Regions from separate parts of the Homo sapiens genome. Here all the other regions are linked to region 3. Evidence: chromatin contacts called from ENCODE Hi-C data. All regions are on one chromosome and are shown on one strand. Each heading gives the region's core, a stretch centred on a gene start or an enhancer-like site at or near the end of the contact. The rest is flanking DNA. Distances are from core to core; before and after follow the strand shown. Region 1 overlaps LAMA1 (laminin subunit alpha 1). Region 2 holds the start of ARHGAP28 (Rho GTPase activating protein 28). Region 3 holds the start of PTPRM (protein tyrosine phosphatase receptor type M).

Evidence for each region. Hi-C counts contacts between places; a loop is a spot of excess contacts on that map. Pooled maps may share reads with other maps.
Region 1: a pooled map shows a loop between it and region 3 (6-fold over the local background). The contact joins the enhancer-like site here to the promoter of PTPRM in region 3. A Hi-C loop is called at or near these places in 4 of 50 pooled maps.
Region 2: a loop to region 3 is called in a map with no recorded cell type, with 7 times the contacts of the local background. The contact joins the promoter of ARHGAP28 here to the promoter of PTPRM in region 3. A Hi-C loop is called at or near these places in 1 of 37 single-sample maps with no recorded cell type and 3 of 50 pooled maps.

What each region holds. Positions count from the first base shown.
Region 1 is chr18:7,037,206-7,039,905 of GRCh38, reverse strand. It overlaps LAMA1 (laminin subunit alpha 1), which reads left to right. Exons shown (of 63, transcript NM_005559.4): 11 at 956-1,096; 12 at 2,155-2,328. Among named protein-coding and RNA genes, the nearest start is that of LAMA1, 79 kb to the left of the region's middle. RefSeq lists enhancers at 804-1,304, 1,302-1,596, 560-1,759, 1,305-1,805. Within about 2 kb of position 1,390, at least 15 of the 41 ENCODE cell types and tissues checked have a DNase peak (open chromatin) inside an H3K27ac peak, as active enhancers do.
Region 2 is chr18:6,728,343-6,731,042 of GRCh38, reverse strand. ARHGAP28 (Rho GTPase activating protein 28) reads right to left here and starts at 1,327. Exons shown (of 18, transcript NM_001366230.1): 1 at 1,100-1,327. The coding sequence starts at 1,221. It overlaps ARHGAP28-AS1 (ARHGAP28 antisense RNA 1), which reads left to right and starts at 1,181. Exons shown (of 2, transcript NR_134645.1): 1 at 1,181-1,323; 2 at 1,875-2,116. RefSeq lists silencers at 1,025-1,124, 1,335-1,424 and an enhancer at 594-1,557.
Region 3 is chr18:7,566,062-7,568,852 of GRCh38, reverse strand. PTPRM (protein tyrosine phosphatase receptor type M) reads right to left here and starts at 1,537. Exons shown (of 33, transcript NM_001105244.2): 1 at 962-1,537. The coding sequence starts at 1,034. RefSeq lists a silencer at 1,487-1,856.

The DNA.
Region 1 (2,700 bases), core at 141-2,640, 530 kb after region 3:
TGGACTCACATGGGCATCTGGCTTCTTTTTTTGTACCTCTGGTAATGGTGATATATTCCAGAGGCATTTCTGTGACTTCTTAGAGGACACCAAACACTGCATACCTTTATATTCCCACCTCCTCTGTGGGCCTCATCTCTGTTTTCTTTCTTTAAACCAGGACTTGGTAAACTATGGCTCGTGGGCCAAATCTGACACACTGCCTGTTTTGTGAATAAAGTTTTATTGGAACAGAGCTGTATCCATTTGCTTATGTATTTTCTATGACTATGTTCAACCAATAAAGGCTGAGTTGAGTAGTTGCAAAAGAGATGCTGTTGACCCCTAGCTTAATTCTATGGTATTCTTTTCCAGCTTTGTATTCGGAAGAGAACCAGATTAACATTAAATTTCTGAGAACACCAATTAAACGCAGATATGCTATTTTGAGTGTCTGTTAAAAAGGAGTTGAATAGTCATAAGAAATGCATTAATATGGTGCCAGTGAGGGGTTTTATTTGGCCTTACAATATTAATAACAATTTCTTCATAATTCATAGGACATTCCATTGTACCTATGTGCTTATTCCCACCTGTGCAGTCTTAGGCACATGTTATATACTACTGGAAATAATCTTGAGCATTTATGAATAAGAGAAAATTCTATAGCTCTCTTCAGATTTTGAAATGCTGGAAAGATCAGTAAAAAAATGAAAAATTTAAAACAAAACAAAACAATTTAAATGGAATGACCGAGTTCTAAGATCTCCAGCCTTGTTCTTGAGTACAAAATCAAATTATATATAATTCAAAATCTCTATTCTGGAAATATTGACTTTATGAGGCCTCACCTTTACTTTGGACGTTTATTCACCTGTCTCTGTGGATCACCGAACACCTATCTTGTTAATGTCATTTTATTCTCTCTGGACAGACACATTGGTTTCAAAAGCTAATCTTTTACCCTAACTTACAGGAAAACGTTGAGGGGAAGGCCTGTGATCGCTGCAAGCCAGGATTCTATAACTTGAAGGAAAAAAACCCCCGGGGCTGCTCCGAGTGCTTCTGCTTTGGCGTTTCTGATGTCTGCAGCAGCCTCTCTTGGCCTGTTGGTCAGGTGGGAGGCGCCATCTGCGCGGCGGGATTTAATGAGCAGGTCGTATTGCACAAGCTTGGCACGAGCTGTGTGAGGAGGAAATGAGGATGACTTCCCGTGACACCACTCTCATCGCTATGCAATGATACTGACGTGGGTCAAAGGCAGCCGTCTGCCTCTCAAGATTCTTTATAGGTCATGTGCTTACTCCCACACACATTTCTCTATGGAAAAAACAGGATGATGTGGCACTAGAGAACACGTCTTGTTTCAATTTCTTCTGTGGGGAAATGGATTGGGTGGGGAGGTCGGCTCTCCCTCCGCCCGCCCCTGCTGCTCTCAGGCCTGGGAGCCCAGAGGGCCGTGGGGCCATGGGGATTTTCCAGCTCAAAGACGCTAAGGAGTAGGAGGCCCTCCAGTGGCGAGGGTGGGAACAGCGGCACGTGGTGCAGGGTTTAGGAATGCAGGCCAAGTTGTTTCCGGAACAGGGAGTTCTGGGGTGATGGGTTCAACAGGGGTGTCCAGTGGTGGCTAGGAGAGGTGGAGATGGTGTGATGGCTGCAGGCAAGGGAGGAGCTGCTCGGTAGGGACTTACCCAGCAGTGACTGCTGTGGACACCACGCTGGGGGGAGTACCATCACCTCTATGTCGGTGACGCATTGGGAGTATAAGATCTAGAGGTTATCTTTGTACATTTTTCAACATTTGGGTAAAAAGCAGGGGGCAACGAAGAAGAGGGAGTCAGACTTAGCAAGAGACATTTTGCTGAATGCATTTATGATGTTCTTTGTTGTTTTAAATCTAAAATCTATACCCATGGCCTTTATGGTTTTGCTCATTTATTTGCTTATACTGGATCTGGATTTGGAGTAGTGAGACTTGTTCTCAGGTCCTCCTGGTCCTTTACAAGTGGAAGGGTCAAGGGTCATGAGGTTCAGCAGCCACAGGTGTTATGTTAATGCCATCCCTAGAGAAGCTTTCTGGCCCATTTCTTCATTGTGAAAATATTACTGCTGCACTGGGTGAAATCTAAGGTAAGTTCTATTTCATACTTCAAAATTCTTGAATTTGTTTTTAAGGTAAACAGTATGTCCGGGTGGCTGGTCACCGACTTGATCAGTCCCAGGAAGATCCCGTCTCAGCAAGATGCACTAGGCGGGCGCCATCAGGTCAGCATCAACAACACCGCGGTCATGCAGAGACTGGCTCCCAAGTACTACTGGGCAGCCCCCGAGGCCTACCTTGGAAATAAGGTGCGTGTGACCCTGCAGGTAGCGATGTCTCAGATGAAGATCTCAGGGAACACTGAGAAAGAACTTGCGCTGCCTGCATTTTAGGTAGTCTCATAGGGCACCTGAGTGTTGGACAGCATTTCATAGCCTGTACTTGCATCTGATGATACAAAGAAGGTTTTCTAGCCTTGTTAGACTTTATGTTGTATTATTCAAATAAGAACTTCTGCTCTTCTGGTCTGGTTCCTGAGCAGTGTGTTTGGTGAAGTCTCATCCCCGTCTCTGAGATAAACTTTCTGGGTCCCTGGATCACTTGTTTATGAAGTGTTCCTCACATTCCCGCTTTGTTTAGTTTGCCATAGGCTCAGCTTAGAGCCTCCATGGCTTAGTGGA
Region 2 (2,700 bases), core at 78-2,577, 840 kb after region 3:
ATAGATCTCTTGCCAATGTACTTTGTTCTTCTCATGGATACTAGCCAAAAAGATATTCCTTGAAATAAAGTCACAATCTGTTAATTAGGAAATCAATTAAAATCACAATCAATTAAATTAGGAAACAGAAGTAATTATCGCACAACTAAAGTTAAAAGTATGAGATAAAAGAAATGATTAAAAATAAACATGATGAAAACACACCACTCAAACTGCCCCCTTGTAAAGAAAAGCACTCGTCAGTGGATCAGATAGTCACATTTACACAAATAAAACTTCCCCCAAATATGTATCAAATATCTAACCATCTCACTCATCATAATACTTTTGTCTACCCACTTAAACGTTTTTGTTTCAGTTAATGAAAGTCTCATTGGCCTTGATCTTGCATCAAATGGATGATCACTGATAGAGTAATTTAACATAGATCCTTGATTAAATCTGAAATGTACAGGATGAGATGCTTATAGACTTCTTTTGACCAAAAGGAAATATAATTGCATTGACAGCATAGAGTTGACATTAGCAGTAATCAAATAATGACACCAATGCCTTTATACAATTGAAAGGTTTTAACATGTAGAAATAAAATTGTCTTTAAAAGTCTATTGAGGTGTACTTTTTAGAGAATTTCTCAACCTAAATTTTAAACCAGGCATGCAGTTACTGAACAAGCTCTCAAAAGGAGTATTCTGAGGATTTAGGGTTATTCATTTACTGTTTTCTTTTCATGTGCTGCTTGTGTTTCATTTGGAATATTTTTTAATTTCCCGATGTTTTATAGGCAACTTTGGCCGAAATGAGGTATATATATATATATACACATGACTTATCCTCAAATCGTATCAAGAATGCAATCCTGCTGCTTGCTAATCTCTGCTAGCCAACGACTTCAGCCCAGGCTGGTGGAGCCTTCGAGCGTTTCCCACCTCCAGTCAAAGACAATGCAAAGAACCCCAGGCTCACTCATCTAGTCCACCAAAACTTGAAACAACATCCAGTGACGGCGGTCGTGCGCTCAGGCACAAGGCGCAGCTGCACGGCGAACCCCCCAAGCCCAGCGCGACTGCGCCGCCCTGGTGGGAGCGGCTCCGGGTACCTGCTGAGCGGGTGGCTGGCTGCGGCGCGGGGCGCGCAGCGCGACTCGGCGTTGGGGGGCTGGGCGCGCGCGTACGAGTGGTAGGCGGTCAGCACCACGCCGCCCGAGTCCTCCACCTCCATCGTCAGCCGCGCATGTCTCGGCGCCGGCCCCAGAACAAAGACCGGGACCAGCATGGACCGGCGCGCCGGGAGGCTGTCAGCAGCTGGGCGGCGCGGCCCGAGGTGCGACCAGCCGCTCTCTCCCGCGGCTGTCAGGGGCCCCCGGGCAGGCCCGCCCCGCCCCGGGCGCGCGAATTCGCAGACGCTGGGAACCACGCCCACGGGCTGGAGTGGGGGCGGGCATAGTGCGTGTGTGTGTGTGTGTGTGCGCGCGCGCGCGCGCGCTCCTGTGTGAGTGCCTGTTTGTGTGCCTGTGTGTGTGCGTGCGTCTGTGCCTGTCTGTGTGTGCGTGTGTACCTGTGTGTGCCTGTTTGTGTGCCTGTGTACGTGTGCACGCCTGTGTGTGTGTGCGCCTATGTGTGCGCCTGTGTTTGTGCCTGTGTGTGCGCGCCCGTGTGTCCATGTGTGTGCCTGTGTGCGCGCGCCTGTGTGTCTGTGTGTGTGCGCCTGTGTGTGCGTGCGCGCGCATGTGTCGGGAGTGCGCGGGGAGGTGTGATCCCCGCTTCTAGGAAACTGGAAACCGGCCGGGATCCTTTGGGGCTCCTGCTAGCGGCTCTAGTAAAGTTTGTTTTTCTTTGTTTCTTTTTTTTTCCTTTTCTCACTCCCCCTCCCAGCCCTCTTCCAACTGGAGGCTTATCCTGTGGCTGGGAACATTTCCTGCCTGGCTGCGAGGAGTGAGACTAAGAAACCATACCTCAGGCTGAGGAGAGAGGCCGGGTTTGATATGTGTGCTCTAGGGAAGAAAAGGAGAAAATGTGACACTCTCTCATTTAAAGCATCCACATCAAAAATTGAAGAACTGGATTACATTGCTGTTTACTTAGTCAAGTTACAATAAACTTGATTTCCTTTTGGGTCAGGTAATCCCCTTTTACAGCAAGGGAACGCTTCCCTCCCACACCCTCAGTGCGCCACTACCAGACTCTTACCTCACTCTCACATCCCTTTCCTCCTCCCAATCATGATCACATTAACAGATACCGTTTGCAGCTTGTCTGAAAATTAGACTTTATTATTATAAGCCAAATGGGTGTTATTTCCAGAAGTTACTGTTGGTGGGGGACGATGTAGGGACTGGTTCGAGGTAGATAAAAAGGGGCATCATTAGAAATCTTGAGTCTGAAGTATGTCCTTATCCACATAGGACTAATAGCACAAATGGAAAAACAACATTCTTATAGCTGATTAAAAAGTAACCAGAAGTATGCCTAGGAAGAGGCCCACGTGAATGTTTTACTCACACGGACAATGTGTTTTATCTGCTGTCTCTTCCGTGCATCTCTAGGAGCTAGACGAAGTGGAAAGACAAGTTAACCTATCCCTTACTGGAGGGCAACTTGATCATGCTACTTAACATCTCAGAATCTCTGTTGCTGCATCTGTGAAATGGGGAAAATAACGTTCATCTCGTGGGATTAAAGCAACAAGTACATATTAGGT
Region 3 (2,791 bases), core at 288-2,787:
GTTGTAAACCCCTGTGACAGCGTGCCGGGTTCGCCCCCACGCCGGACCCCCGACTCCGATCCACAGATCCTCTCCGTGAGGGGTTCCTCTGGGCTTAGAACGCCCCCGCGCGCGCGTGCAGGCACACACGCGCACACACTCACACGCTTGCTCGCACACCGCCAGTGCCTCTCCTTCCCACCTGGGACCCCCGGGCAGCCGGGCTGGATGAACAAGTTGCAGCTGGCCGCGGCGCTCCGCTAGGGGGACGAGGGTGGGGAGGGGGAGCCCAGCGGGGCGCAGGGCCGTGGCCAGGGCCTGGGGACCTGCCCGCTTCCCTCCGCGGCCGCCAAGCCCTACCGCTGGGACCGGCGAGGAACTCCCCCCAGCCTCTCCGCAGACGCTGCACGACCGCGGGGACCTCCCGGGGTCGCCAGCCGCGCCGGGCAGGGGGCGACAGGGAGGGCAGGGCACCGGGAGATCGCCGCCGCCGGAGCGGCCGCCAGTTCCCGGCGATCGCTGCGGGCGCAGCCGAACACCAGCGGCCTGGGCCCGGCCGCTGCTCGGGGTCGGCGGGGACCGCGCAGCGCCTACGCCAGGCGGCCCGGCGGCTGCAACTGGGAACTTCAAGCAAAGTTTTCTGCTGTTCCTTTTGCAGCCGGCCAGGGACTCAAGAGTGCAAGCCGCCCAACCTTGAGCACTAGCCCAGGCCGCGGAAGGACGGCGGCCGAGCTGGCAGTCCCGGCTGGGGAGCTCGCCCTCGGGGTCCGTCCGCTCCGCCCGCCCGAGGACTGGGTGCCTGCCAGCCCCACGGCCCCTCGCCCAGCGCCCGGCTCACAGGCAGAAGCGGTGTCCGGCCCGCCGCGCCCCCCGCCCGGCCCCGACGCCAGCCTTAGGGCTCTACCACCAGGGAGCTGTCGGCGTCCCGGGCGTCCCGCGCCGGCCCGCGCGCCTCGGGGGCGGCAGAGGCGGTCCCGCTTACCTGAGAACGTCTCGCCCGCCGCAGTTAGCAAAAGTCCGGCCAAAGTCGCCAGGCAAGTCCCAAGTCCCCTCATGGTGCTGAGTGCGGGCCGGGCCGCTCCCCGGCGGCGGTGGGTGGGCGCGCGAGGGCGGAGGGGGCCGGGAGCTTTGGTTCCGAGGCAGCGAGGAGAGACGGGTAAACAGCAGAGCGCTAAGCCAAGCCCCCAAAGTGCCAACAGTTGCAGAAGTCCGAACTCCAGCGGCTCCAGGGGCGCGGGCACAGGGTCCTGGGTCCTCCTCCCCTGTCCCTGGCCCCACTCGGCGTCTGGCGCCGCTGGCAGAGGGAGCGGAGGGCGAGCCCGCGGAGCCAAAATCTTCCCTCGGTTCCGGTTGCTGAGCTCGCCGCCTCTCCCCTTCCCCTGCCCGGGACCCGGGACCCGAGCTGCCGGCCGTGGCCGTGGCGGTGGCCGTGGCCGTGGCCGCGCGCGTTCCGCCCGCCGCCTCTCCACAGGCAGCCCCAAGCCCAGCCCCGGGCGGCGGCGCGCCGATGACCGAGCCCGCGCCGGCTGCGCGCGGGGCTCTTGCTCCCCGACTGACTGGCGGTGCCCCGCAGGCCGGCTGAAGGGAGCGCTCACGTCACGGCCGCCCGGCGCCGCCGCGGCCCGCTAGAGGGCGTGAGCGCCCGTGCCCCGCCGGCCCGCGCCCGAGCGCCTCCGGGAGCTCGGCTGGGGGCGGCCCCGCGGCCACAGCCACTACCGCCGCCGAAGCGGGCGTCAGCCGCGCGGGGAGGAGCGGCCACCGGGCTCCCCCCGCCCACCTCCTCGCCCCGGCCGCGTCTTCTATTTTGGTAGCTGGCTCTGGGGAGGGTGACTGTGGAAGAGGCTGCGCCGCCGCCAGAAGTTTGTCCCGGGTCACGAGCCGCGAGTAGTTTGTGAGCGCGGCCGGGCGGGACCAGCGGCCTGCGACCCCGCGGGCGCGGCCAGGCGGCTTCGAGCCTGGCGCCGGACGGCGATGTCACCGCACAGGGCCAGCTGCACCCGGAGTCGCCGGGCCTGCGCTGCTCGGCGGCTGCGGGAAAAGCGAGCCAGGAGATCGCTGAGGCTCCGGAGGGCTGCGAGCTTCTCTACGCCGCGGGCGGAGCGAAGTTGGCGGGCGCCGGGAGATGGCGCGGGAGCCGGGAGCGCCGAGCCCCGCGATCGCCAGCCCGCTCCCGGCCGGGCCCGCCGGGTACACGCCGCTGGCCCCGAGCACTGGCGCCCGGGAAGCAGGGCGCGCTTCTGCTGTTCTGCGTCCTCATCATGCCTCGGTGTCCCGTGTGGGCCCGAAGCGAGCCGCAGGCAGTACACGGAAGGCGGTGGTCACACCAAAACCAGGGTTTGGACATAACCCGTGGTTTCTGTATCTGGTGCAAAGTGCTGAGAAACAGGGGAGAAAGAGAAGTGGGGGGTGAATCAAGTAATGTCTTGAAATATTTTAGTTTTACGATTTTGGGTCTGAGTGAATTAAAAAAACCTTACAATGCTTCAGCAAAAAATAATTTTTTTATTTTAATTGTAAATTTTTTTGTAAGTGATCCTTCTATCTTCCAGGGAATAAGCACATTGAGCCAGCACCAACCAGACAGCTGTAAGCTCCTGGCCTAGCTAACTGAACGCAATAGAAGGCTTGGGAAGAGGTTAAATTAGGAACCAAAGTAACTGAGTGACAGGGTTCTAGCAATGATTCTGGCTAGAAGGCAAACCGGTGATACAGAGGCACCCAGGAGCTCTCCTGCACTTTTTCCGCAAGAGGGGTCCTCTGCTTAGTGCTCACTGCTTTCTAGTGCTTATAAACACGTAAAAAAATAAATGGA